Linked DNA regions of Homo sapiens: regions 1 and 2 are each linked to region 3. A link is a loop called in an ENCODE intact Hi-C map of the cell type or tissue named here. Cell type or tissue: MCF 10A. All regions are shown on one strand.

Evidence for each region. A loop is a pair of places that touch in the nucleus more often than their neighbours do. Peaks named below come from ENCODE experiments on the same cell type or tissue, not always from the same donor. Only the 100,000 strongest peaks of a DNase experiment are listed, where the experiment ranks them.
Region 1: it touches region 3 in a loop (15-fold over the local background); 14 of 110 quality-filtered maps call a loop at or near these places.
Region 2: it touches region 3 in a loop (4-fold over the local background); 3 of 110 quality-filtered maps call a loop at or near these places.

The regions. Positions count from the first base shown.
Region 1 is chr3:115,216,241-115,218,740 of GRCh38, reverse strand. No RefSeq gene overlaps it. Among named protein-coding and RNA genes, the nearest start is that of ZBTB20, 70 kb to the right of the region's middle. RefSeq lists an enhancer at 1-1,258. In MCF 10A, a CTCF peak has its summit at 996 (motif pointing left); DNase peaks (open chromatin) are centred at 690 and 970.
Region 2 is chr3:115,238,441-115,240,940 of GRCh38, reverse strand. No RefSeq gene overlaps it. Among named protein-coding and RNA genes, the nearest start is that of ZBTB20, 92 kb to the right of the region's middle. RefSeq lists an enhancer at 454-1,653. In MCF 10A, no CTCF peak of the experiment used is centred here; a DNase peak (open chromatin) is centred at 970.
Region 3 is chr3:115,435,741-115,438,240 of GRCh38, reverse strand. LOC105374051 (a long non-coding RNA gene) reads right to left here and starts at 627. Exons shown (of 3, transcript XR_924352.3): 1 at 503-627; 2 at 283-367; 3 at 1-122. In MCF 10A, a CTCF peak has its summit at 1,232; a DNase peak (open chromatin) is centred at 1,360.

The DNA of each region.
Region 1 (2,500 bases), 220 kb after region 3:
ATATTTACAAAAGCTAATTATAGGGTGGGTCAACTTCCTTTATCATTCAGAGACATTTGGTAAAGCTCTACTCTTCAATTTTTTTTTAAGTCGCTTAGAGGGCAATTTAGGGCTGTATACAGTATGATTAAATCTAGAAAGAAATAGTTAATTTGGAATTTTGGCCATCAACATTGATTTTCTCAAAACCAATCAAGTATAACATGGAAGCTGTATAAGTCAGCAATTAAAATCAGTGTTTCACTAACAAAATGAAATCAGTTATCTGCTGGTCTGGTGGTTAGAGGTCATAGACATAGAGATACACAGTCTGAGACCTTCAGCATTAAACCTCTCTCAGTTTTCACCACCACTGCCTCTACTACTGCGTCAGCAAGAAAAGGACTGCAGCAACTGTGTAGTACTTAAACTGTAAAGGTTACTTGGCTAATAAAGAGATGAATGCCGCCAAGACAGAGCACAGTCATACATCCCTGTAGTGCATGTAACTTATTTACCTTTCATATAATTGTTATGCTTATAAACAGAAGCTTAAAAAGGATAAACAGTCAGAAGAGAAAAAAAGCATTAGGTAGTCAAAACAATGATGCAACCACTCAGCATTGCGCTTTCTCCCCAAGCTTCCCTTGGCAATCTTTTTCTCAGGCTAAGAGTAAAGGTCTGATTCCTTTTGTTCATTTCAGCCACCGCCCTTTAGCAATCTGAGTCTGAGCAAGACTGCCACGCCCAATCAAGGGACAAAGGCAGAAATAAGGGAAACTGGGCACAGAGACAGCTTGACTTCATTTATACCTGTGCAATATGTTGGGCTCTGTGACATGAAGGTGCAAATCAGTTGCTATCTCTATAAACAAACAATTAAAACAAGAGGCTTAAAATTTATATCTATGTTCTGAAACGCTATCTGGTAAAAGTATTCTTTTCCTAGAAAGAAAGAGATGTGGCCAAAGTGGTCTCTGATTTTCAGAAGAAGGGTGAATGCTGCCCCCTTTTGACTGAGCACAATATATACCGTGTATCCATAAACCTGAAACATAAAGCAATGCACAGTGAGAATAAAGATCCTATGTCTGTAATGAGAAATCTGATTAAATATTGGAAGCTAGAAAGTATAAAGGGGCTCAAAGTTTATCTAGTACAAGTCTCGAGGGGCCTTTTCTAGCTTCTTGGAAGATTGGTCATCCTTCATCCAGGCTTCTATATCATTTTAGTTGTGTCTCTTTTGTAGATTCTCAATTCTGTCTGGAGTGATCATATGAGTTTACTGCACTGTTTCTCCCACCAGTGATAGACTCCTTGAAAGACCGAGCTACATCTTTTTATTTTGCCTGTGTAACTCTCACAGTGCCTACAAACACTTGTGCATAGTGGGTTCTCATAAATAAATGTTTATTAAATACAAATACCTAGATGAGGTCATCATAGTCTGTAGTTGTGAGTAGTTCTCTCTTTAAAAAGCTAATGAGTCTATCTGGGATTTAAAGTTGACATTCACACAAATGGTGCCATACTTTAACCCAAGAACTGCAAACTTTTATGCACACATCCCTGGCTTATTTATAAATTATATGCATCTATTACTGAACTGTTATAGAAGTTAAAACATAAAAATTAAACAAGAGGAAAAAAACTTTGTCACACTATGTAAAGACATAACATTGAGTGAAATAAACTAGGCACAAAAGAGAACATACTGTATGATTCCATTGACATAACACTCAAAAACAAGCAAAACTAATGCATAGGCATACCTCAGAAATATTGTGGGTTTAATTCCAGACCACCATAATAAATAAAATATTGCAATAAGATGAATATCACAATAAAGCAATCACATGAATTTTTTTGTTTCCCAGTGCATATAAAAGTCATGTTTACACTGCCGGGCATGGTGGCTCACTCCCGTATTACCAGAATTTTGGGAGGCCAAGGTGAGCAGATTGCTTGAGCCCAGGAATTCAAGACCAGACTGAGCAATATAACAAAACCCTGTCTCTACAAAAAATACAAAAATTAGCCGGGCATGGTGGTGTGCACTTGTGGTCCTGGCTACGCTGGAGGCTAAGGTGGGAGGATGGCATGAGCCTAGGAGGCAAAGGTTGCTGTGAGCAAAGATCATGCCACCACACTCCAGGCTGGGTAGCAGAGTGAGACCCCATCTCAAAAAAAAAAAAAAAAAACAGTTTAGTTTACACTATACTACAGCCCATTAAGTGTGTAATGGAATTACATCTAAAAACCTTAACTAAAAAATGCTAGTAATCATCTGAGTTGTAATCCTTTTGCTGGTGGGGGATCTTGTCCTGATGCTAATGGCTGCTGACTGATCAGGGTGGTGGTTGTTGAGGGTTGGGGTGGCTGTGGTAATTTCTTAAAATAAGACAACAGTGATGGGAGTGTAAATTAGTTCAAACATTGTAGAAGACAGTGTGGTGATTCCTCAAGGATCTAGAACTAGAAATACCATTTGACCCAGTGATCCCATTACTGGGTATACCCA
Region 2 (2,500 bases), 200 kb after region 3:
CTGAGTACAGGGTAACAACAATTTTTGTCCTTTTGTTCCTTGTGTTATGGCTGACACAAGACATAGATAAATTAGTACTTCTCAGAGTGATAAGACACGTTAGGGTCATTTTGGAGAGAATACAACCATGTCAGTTCACTGTACCTCTTTCATTGCTATTAAACACTAAGCCTTTGGAAGCAGAAGGGTTTAGTTTTGTTTTGTTTACTGTTTTGATGTACACTCCTTTCTGATTTAATTGCCCTAGCCTAATCATTCTAATAAGATGTTCCAATGGATAAGAGACTTGTGAAACCAGTAACTTCACTAACACCACAATTGTTATTGTATCCAGTCTTATTACCATTTTCCCTTAAAGTCAACTGATACATAATCAACTCCATAAAATACATGAGAATCTATATATTAACGCTCATTCTTACAAACGTACAGTCTTTTTGTATTATTCACCCAAGGAGCAATTATTGAGCATTTATCATGCACCCCTTCTCTCGTACCAAGCAATATACTCTGCTAGAATACAGAAATGCTGTATATATTTGGTAATACCAAAGCAGTCTCATCAGACCTCTCTCAGGATCTTTTGTTCAGCTCCTTTTCAATTCAGTTGCATCTGAACAGTTCACTAGATGATACCTGAAGAGAAAATAAAAACATAAAATTTATTTGTTTGAATTGTTCTCATAGTTGGGTTTATGTAACATAAAAAGTAATGATCCTAAATAATGTGTATTTTAATACACTATGATGTTGAAAGGCTCGATTCTATGCTGAGACACATAGGACTAGAATATAAAGTGTTTCCGGTAGAAAAATGAAGAGAGAGACAGAACATTGTTTTGCTGCTTTTAAATAAGCCACGCAAATAGCTCAGTCTAAAGGCTGTGTGTGTGTCAGTGTGAGATAATCCTGCCCTCTCCCTTCCTCTCTCCCACTTCTCCAGGGAAATGAGTCACACCTGCTCACTGCCCTTGATATGATGTTTGATATTCTGAATTCCCATCAGCCCTGCACAGCTAGGATGATGTCAGCACAGTTGACATTGTTAGATCCGTGCTCTGCGTACATCAACTCCCTGTCGCTCAGGCGTCAGCTGAATGTGGTGAAGGGGAGGAGGCATCATCATCTTAGCAACCAAGCCCACGTATCCAGGATCCAGAAATGGCATCTGGCACTTTGCTTTGGGGATTTCCAGCACTTCCCAGAATTTCAGCCAGATTAGAACACTTGCTCTGAATTAAAAAGAAATTACTCATCCTCTTCCCATCAGGATGTGTGTGCTTTTACAAAATTTTATATCAAAATGTTTGTCACCAAAGTATGTTTTACTGAAGTCCTCATCCCATTTTTCCTCAATTCCTCTGGGATATCCTTTATTGACTTTTAGAAATAATCTTGCTTCTATTTAAAAACAGAAAAGGTTAAATGAGACCCTTTTGTCATCCTTCCACCTCAAGTCAAAAATATATATAATGTGAACAATCAAGTTGTATGGAAAGTAGATAATTATGCTGATAATAATAATCTTCTAAGATGACTCCAGATAAAGTATGGCAGTATTTCTAGGTCTTGTTTTCAAATTATACCCATTTAACAAAAAATACAATAACACAATGAACTCAGACAGTTGCAATTCACATAGACATTTAATCATCTATTGATTATCTGGGAAAAAGGAAAGAGGGAGAACTTAGGGAAAAAACCTAAAAGGGTATTTGAAAGTGTTAGAGTAGAAGAACTATGGTAGTACCATGCCACCATGCCACAGCTGTCAGAAACCCCAACAATGGAGACTTAATGTCTACTTTTCCAGAGCAGTTTCTCCAAGTTATTGTGGGTATCTTGGCTGCTTCATATAAATGGTCCCAGTTGCTTTACAGCTATCTTATTGCTCCACTTACTTATTCCCAGAAACATTTCTGAGTACAATTCCTGTCTCCATAACACACGGAGTGAGGTGGGAGATTTAGGTATGTGCTGTGGTCAGAATATGTCCTCCAAAATTCTTGTGTTGGAAGTTTAATTTCCAATGCAACAGTGTTGGGAAGTTGGCCTTTTGGGAGGTGTTTAGGTGGTGAGGGCTTCTCCATCATGAATAGATTAAAGCCCTTATAAAAGAGACTTCAGAAGGTGTTCAGCTAACTTGCTTTCTTGCCCTTTTGCTTTCTGCCATGGGAGGACACAGCAAGAAGACCCTCACCAGACACTAAATTTTGGTGCCTTGATCTTGAACTTATCAGGCTCCAGACCTGTGAGAAAATAATTTTCTGTTCTACATAAATTACACAGTCTCAGGTATTCTGTTATAACAGCACAAAACAGACTAACACAGTAAGTAACCAGACAATGACAGTACTGGGTAATAAGTACTTCCATAAGAAATAAACCTAGGGTGCTGAGAGCAGGGAGAACCAGAGCCCAACTCAGCCTGGAGTTCAGACATGAGAAGTTCTCAGGGATGGCTTCCTTGAGGGAGTCTTCATAATTCTTCTCTCAATTA
Region 3 (2,500 bases):
GAGCATCCAATCCAGTATAGGCCAATCCTTGCATCCCTTGGATTCACGTGATTCACACGGTAAATTTATTCCATCTGGGAAGAACTCCTTCAAGTTTCTGGTTGGTCTCTTTTTCTGGGAAACTTTACAAAAGAAAGATGAGTAGCATGAACTATATATATAGCTTTTGCCAATATAGCTGGTTTTACAGCTGAAACTGAAACTCATTTTCTCCCTCCTCTGCAACCTATTCCAGATTGTTTTGACCCTAATTTAGCACCTCTGATGATCTAGATGGCTTACCTGGTGGGGTTACCCAGACAGTCATCCCTGAGTGCCTAGGCTTCTGGTAACCACACCATACTGTGGCTGCTGTACTTGTCCATTTCTTGAAAAAATCAGGAAAGTATCAAGACATGATCCAGTAGATAACCTGACAACCAAACTTATGCTTTCCAGACCCCACTGAGTACCCCTAGGAGGCCATTAGGAGGATGGCCTCCTAATGGCCGGAATCAATTACCTCTACCAACATTGTTTTCTTTTATTGCTTACTGGACTCTTGACATGAAGAAACTTAAATGACCCTACAGTAGCCATAGTTTAAAGTTTAATGGGACTCTTACTGGGCCCCCTGGTAAAACAATTTCCACTTTAGAATCCAGAACCTAGTTTAGAATCCACAGAACCAAAACATGCATTATTGAGGAAACATTTCTCAACTGAGTCATTCACTGGTAGTGATGATAAGTAGAGCCATCCTGGACCCACTGGAGAATAGAACTGTAAAAGGGTCTTTGATTTAGGGTATATATTACATCCTGAAAGATAATGCCTCATCTGTGCAAGGTATCATCTGCAAGCCAGTATCTAAGCTGCTCCTTCAAAAGTCAATTCCATTATCTTTCAGACCTGCAACTTCAGAGTGGTGCAGAATGTAACAGAACCAATAGATACATGGTTATGTGTACACTCCTACAACATTGTTGTTTGGTCTGAGGCTATGTTACACCATATATGGTGTGGGTAGATATTCCGTTCTTCTGATGGTGCTAGCTGAGGCCTTGTGGTAGGAAAAGGAAACTCATACCACAATATGTGACTTTTCCAGTCGAGATGAATCACTACCTTTTCCAGGATAGAAAGGTTCCAGTGTAATCAACTTGCCACTGAGCGGCTGGTTGGTTTCCCTGAGGGATTTTGCTGTACCAGAGACTCAGTAATGATCTCTTTTGCTAGCAATTTGGGGAATCAGCAGCTAGATGGAGTTGGAGAACAATACCTAAATCAGCCTTGGTTAGTGAGGACAAATGCCACTGAGCCCATCCCTCAGCAATGATCAGTTTCTTCATGCATCCATCAGGCCAGCATTGGGCAATGAAATGCTGATGACATCAACTGGCTGAGTCATGCTGTCTACACGGCTGTTTAATGCCTCATTCTTGGTGAATGTTTCCTTGCGGGCAGTGCCATGAGATGCAAAGATATTCAAACTTCCAATCTACAGCCACAGGCAGAGGCACATGCCTCTTTCCCAGATCTTTTTTTCTATGATCTTTCTATCGCTCTTCTTCCAAGCCCCCATCCAATCAGCCAAACGAGAGGTTACTTCCTGTAAGTTCCTATTTATTCTTACCTCCAGCCATAAAAATGGCTGTGACCATCTGATCCTCTAAACATTGAGAGTGTTACTCCTCATTGCTGTCTCTCAGGGACACCATCAGAAGGTTTACAGAAATATTATGGAATATCTACTCACACCAAAGGTGGAACTGTAGAGTAGCAACAGTGCTTTCTCAGCTTGGACCCCCATAGAGAGCCAACCCATTCATGACCCAGGTGTAACTTTTTCTTCCTTTGTCAGTCAGTCAAAAGGGATGCCTACGTGGCTATAGGGAAAGGCAACAGTATAACGGTGAGCTTAGGGAAAGGTGACAGTATAACAGGGGTGAGCTTAGGGAAAGGTGACAGTATAACAGGGGTGAGCTTAGGGAAAGGTGATAGCATAACAATGGTAGGTTATTTGGAGGTCCGTGCCCTCTGAAACTTAACTTCTGCCTTTTGTCTCTGCCAATTCCCAATTCCAGATATATCACTTCGATCTTACAGTGGATTGCTATTGGTTTAGCTCAACCTTATGATTTGATGGAGGTTGGAAATACCTAAGTTAGGATGGGCAGTTCTGGCTGCATGGTCAGTTGAGCTCTCATATTTTCCATCTACCAAGTTCCGGTGGCAAATCACGTAGCAGAGCTCTTTTTTGCTTGAAGTCTCAAATGAAGTTGGTAATCTTTTGTGTCACTTGGCGAATGAGTTGAAACAGTATTTCCAAGTATGAAATATGCTGTCCCTAGAACCCAAAGAAGCCTTTAAAAAGCTGTGCTTCTTTCTTAGGGGTGCACAATATGAGAGGCATTAGACTGTCCTTTTCTTTCAAAAAGCTGTTCTGGCATGTCCCAAATGGCTATATTCCTAAAAACGGATATGTCAGGTCCTTGAATCTTCATTAGATGCATCTTCT